Linked DNA regions of Homo sapiens: region 2 is linked to region 1. A link is an interaction called in ENCODE POLR2A ChIA-PET data of the cell type or tissue named here. Cell type or tissue: Panc1. All regions are shown on one strand.

Region 1 (2,500 bases):
ACTGAGGGTTGATGTGGTGACCAGTGGATGCTGTTTGAACTGGGCTTTGCCAGACCCCATTGCTTAGAAAGTTCTCTCCCTTAGTAACAAGGATCCCTGAGAGAACAGGTCCTCTAGTCCAATTCTGTGAGGCCAAGTCCATTCTGTGAGGCCAAGTCTCCCGTACAGGTTGTAAGACCCTTCAGTTCCCTGTCAACAAACACACTCTTCCCAGGATTGCTGAGAAGCTGCAGCTTGGGGGCCTTCAAGGCTGATGAAGATGGGCCATAGGCTTGAGCCTACCCTAAGACGAGACATCTAATGACAGATCTTGGGAGAACTGTGCCATCAGAGCCTGAGAGCACCCATAGACACCACCAGATCAGCCAGGCGCGGTGGCTCACGCCTGTAATCCCAGCACTTTGGGAGGCCGAGGCGGGAGGATCACCTGTGGTTGGGAGTTCGAGACCAGCCTGACGAACATGGAGAAACCCTGTCTCTACTAAAAATACAAAAAATTAGCTGGGCGTGGTGGCGCGTGTCTGTCATCCCAACTACTCAGGAGGCTGAGGCAAGAGAATCACTAGAACCCAGGAGGCGGAGGTTGCGGTGAGCCGGGATTGCACCATTGCACTCCGGCCTGGGCAAGAAGAGCAAAACTCCGTCTCAAAAAACAAACCAAGAAAAAAAAAAAAGACACCACCAGATCTGGGTAGGCTCCGCTGCCGGGGAGTCCTTCCCCAGCCAGCAGGACCTCTGAGAAGATGAAGCCTCAATCTGGGGAGAACAGAAGCCGTCCATGCCAGGGATGATTTCACAACCAGCAAAGTGTTTCCCCCGCCTCGGCACTACAGACGTTTCCGGCTAGATCCTTCTTTGTTGTGGGGGGGCCGTCCTGCGCATTGTAGGATATTGAGCTGCACCTCTGCTTCCCACCCACTATGTGCCAGCAGCACTCCCACTTCCAAGCTGTGACAACCAAAAGCGTCTCCAGACATTGCCCGGTGTCTCTTTGGGAGCAAAATCACCCTTGTTGAGAACCACTAGTCTAAGCTAAGGAAGGCAAGAATCACTTTTTTGTTTTGTTTCGTTTTGTTCTTTTTTGAGACAGGGTCTCACTCTGTTGCCCAGGCTGGAGTGCAGTGATACGATCATGCCCACCACAGCCTCCACCTCCCAGGCTCAAGTGATCCTCCTGCCTCAGTCCCCTGAGTAGCTGGGACTACAGGCATGTACTACCATGCCCAGCTATTTTGTTGGGGTTCTTTTTGTTTTGTTTTGCTTTCTTTTTCTTTTTTTTTTTTTTGAGACAGAGTCTCACTCTATCACCCAGTCTGGAGTGCAGTCGTGCAATCTCAGCTCACTGCAGCCTCCACCTCCCGGGTTCAAGTGACTCTTATGCTCAGCCTCCTGAGTAGTTGGGATGACAGGTGTGCACCACCATACCCAGCTAACTTTTGTTTTTTTAGTAGAGACTGGGTTTTGTTATGTTGCCCAGGCTGGTCTCAAACTCCTGGGCTCAAGTGATCCACCCACCTCAGCCTCCCAAAGTGTTGGGATTACAGGGGTGAGCCACCATGCCTGGCCAGGAGTCACTCTTCAGCAACCAGGTCACCTGTGAAAATGATGGATAGTTGACCCTTGAACAATTGTCCCCTACACAGTAGAAAATCTGCATATAACAGCCGGGCATGGTGGCTCATGCCTATAATCCCAGCACTTTGGGAGGCTGAGGCAGGTGGATCACGAGGTCAGGAGATCAGGACCACCCTGGCTAACACGGTGAAACCCCAACTCTACTAAAAATACAAAAAATTAGCCAGGAGTGGTGGCGGGCACCGGTAGTCCCAGCTACTCAGGAGGCTGAGGCAGGAGAATGGCGTGAACCCGGGAGGCAGAGGTTGCAGTGAGCCGAGGTCGCACCACTGCACTGCAGCCTGGGTGACAGAGCAAGACTCTGTCTCAGAAAAAGAAAAAGAAAAAAAAATCTGCACATAACTTTTGACTCCCCCAAAACTTAACTACTAATAGCCTACTCTTGATTGGAAGCCTTACCAATAACATAAACAACATACATTTCATCTGTAATATGTACTACATACTGTATTCTTTTTGTTTGTTTGTTTGTTTTTGAGACAGAGTCTTGCTCTGTTACCCAGGCTGGAGTGCAGTAGTGTGATCTGGGCTCACTGCAAGCTCCACCTCCCGGGTTCACGCCATTCTCCTGCCTCAGCCTCCCGAGTAGCTGGGACTACAGGCGCCCACCACCACGCCCTGCTAATTTTTTGTATTTTTAGTGGAGATGGGGTTTCACCGTGTTAACCAGGATGGTCTCGATCTCCTGACCTCGTGATGTGCCCATCTCCGCCTCCCAAAGTGCTGGGATTACAGGCGTAAGCCACCGCGCCCGGCCGTACTATATGCTGTATTCTTATAATCAAGTAGCTAAAGAAAAAAATGTTACTAAGAATATCCTAAGGAAGAGAAAATGTACTCGCTATTTATTAAGTAGATCATCATA
Region 2 (2,500 bases), 210 kb before region 1:
CTGGCAGGGGGAAGAACCCAGAGGCCAGCCAGGAAGCTAGCCTTGGAGATGGGATGAGATTCAGGGGAGGACCTAGCAGGCCGGTGCTCAGGCTGCTGATGGGCTAGGGGAGGGACAGTATTTTGACCCAAGCAAGTGGGTGAGTGGGAGAGGCGTTCACTGGGTTGGGAGGCTGTGGAATTAACAGACAGTTGGATCCTTGATCTGAAAGGCATATAAATGGGCATCTTATAGGAAAGTGCGTACTTGGGTCCCTGCCACCTGGGAAGGGCCTGTGACTGGAGTGGTCAGTTGGGCTGAGACGGGGGATCCAGGAGGGTGCAGACGAGCTTGATAGTGACACAGGTGGGGGCTGCAAGATGGGCATCATCTCTGAGGTTTTGGGGGAGGTCCTGTGGCCCCCTAGGAACCCAGCCATTCTTGCTCTTTTTTTTTTCTCTCTCTAAACGGAGTCTTGCTCTGTCGCCTAGGCTGGAGTGCAATAGCACAATCTCTGCTCACTGCAACCTCTGCCTCCTGGGTTCAAGCAGTTCTCCTGCCTCAGCCTCCCAAGTAGCTGGGATTACAGACGTGCACCACCATGCCCAGCTAATTTTTTGTATTTTTAGTAGAGATGGGGTTTCACCATGTTGGCCAGGCTGGTCTCGAACTCCTGACCTTGTGATCCGCCCGCCTCAGCCTCCCAAAGTGCTGGGATTACAGGTGTGAGGCACCGCGCTTGGCTTTTTTTTTTTTTTTTTGGAAACAGAGTTTCGCTCTTGTTGCCCAGGCTGGAGTGCAGTGGCGCGATCTCCGCACACTGCAACCTCCCCATCCCGGGTTCAAGGGATTCTTCTGCCTCAGCCTTCCGAGTAGCTGGGATTACAGGCATGCACCACCACGCCTGGCTAATATTGTATTTTTAGTAGAGACGGGGTTTCTCCATGTTGGTCTGGCTGGTCTTGAACTCCTGACCTCAGGTGATCCACCCGCCTTAGCCTCCCAAAGTGCTGGGATTACAGGCGTGAGCCACCACACCTGGCCTCTTGCTCTTAAGAATTCTACAGCCTGACTGGGCATGGTGGTTCACGCCTGTAATCCCAGCACTTTGGGAGGCTGAGGTGAACAAATTGCTTGAGCCTAGGAGTGCAAGACCAGCTTGGGCAACATAGTGAGACCCTATCTCTTAAAATAAAAAAGTAGCCAGACCTGGTGGCATGCCCGTAATCCCAGCTACTTGGCAGGCTGAGATGGGATCACCTGAGCCCAGGAATTGCAGGCGGCAGTGAACTGAGATTGTGCCACTGCACTCCAGCCTGGGTGACACAAGAGACCTTATTTCAAAAAAAGAAAAAAAGAATCCTCCAGTCTGTTGGCAGAGTTGGCGGGGCACCCACCTGCATCACAATCAGACCGTGGAGACTGGACTTTGGGGTGTTGAGGTGCCTTGGGACTCCTGAGTGCCCTGACCCTGTACCCCTCCCTCCACTCCAGAGGGGACCCCATATGCTGGAGGTCTGTTCCGCATGAAACTCCTGCTGGGGAAGGACTTCCCTGCCTCCCCACCCAAGGGCTACTTCCTGACCAAGATCTTCCACCCGAACGTGGGCGCCAATGGCGAGATCTGCGTCAACGTGCTCAAGAGGGACTGGACGGCTGAGCTGGGCATCCGACACGTACTGCTGGTGAGTTCTGGGCTGGGGCTGGGCCTCCTGCCTCCTGCCTCTGGAGGTCTGCTGGTGTCTGAGCCATAGCGCTTTGTTTAGTTTTTCTGAATCAACTCTGAAGTGGTTGAAGGTTTCCACATAAAAATCCATGTTGCTAGCTTTCCTGGAAAGACAAACAGTGCCAGACCCAGGACACCCAAGTACTGTTGAGAAGTGCCCAGGAGCACCTTACTATGCAACGAGTGGTGAGTTTGTATTGTAGGATGGTTTTTCTCTTCTCCCTTTTTTTTAAAAAACAAGGATAGGGTAGGCCAGGTGTGGTGGATCACTTGAGCTCAGGAGTTCGAGACCAGCCTGGCCAACATGGTGAAACCCTGTCTCTACTAAAAATGCAAAAATTAGCCGGGCATGGTGGCACATGCCTGTAATCCCAGCTACTTGGGAGGCTGAGGCAGGAGAATCGCTTGAGCCTGGGAGGCAGAGGTTGCAGTGAGCCGAGATCGCGCCACTGCACTCCAGCCTGGGTGACAGAGTGAGACTCTATCTCAAAAAAAAAAAAAAAATAAGATAAAAAATAAAACAGGAATGGGGTCTCATTTGTTGCCCAGGCTGGTGTCAAACTCCTGAACTCAAGTGATCCTCCCACCTCGGCCTCCCAAAGTGCTGGGCTTATAGGAGCCAGCCACTGCGCCTACCCTGTAGGACAGTTTTCTGACAGGTGGAGGTCAAGGGTCTAGTTAGAAGCTCTTTCTTTCTTTTCTTTCTTCTTTCTTTCCTTTTTCTTTCTTCCCTTTCTTTCCTTTCTTTCTTTTTGTTTTAAAGATACTGGCTCTTTGTTGCCCAGGCTGGAGTGC

Evidence for each region. ChIA-PET counts read pairs that join two places held together with the same protein. Peaks named below come from ENCODE experiments on the same cell type or tissue, not always from the same donor. Only the 100,000 strongest peaks of a DNase experiment are listed, where the experiment ranks them.
Region 2: POLR2A ChIA-PET joins it to region 1 with 9 read pairs; 12 of 35 experiments call an interaction of 5 or more read pairs at or near these places.

What each region holds. Positions count from the first base shown.
Region 1 is chr19:55,192,013-55,194,512 of GRCh38, reverse strand. The region is part of intron 10 of PTPRH (protein tyrosine phosphatase receptor type H); the gene reads left to right. Among named protein-coding and RNA genes, the nearest start is that of SYT5, 13 kb to the right of the region's middle. In Panc1, no CTCF peak of the experiment used is centred here; no DNase peak of the experiment used is centred here.
Region 2 is chr19:55,403,452-55,405,951 of GRCh38, reverse strand. It overlaps UBE2S (ubiquitin conjugating enzyme E2 S), which reads left to right. Exons shown (of 4, transcript NM_014501.3): 3 at 1,474-1,664. Among named protein-coding and RNA genes, the nearest start is that of SNORD157, 2.0 kb to the right of the region's middle. RefSeq lists enhancers at 1,129-1,629, 1,630-2,130. In Panc1, no CTCF peak of the experiment used is centred here; no DNase peak of the experiment used is centred here; H3K4me3 peaks cover 487 bases; H3K27ac peaks cover 320 bases.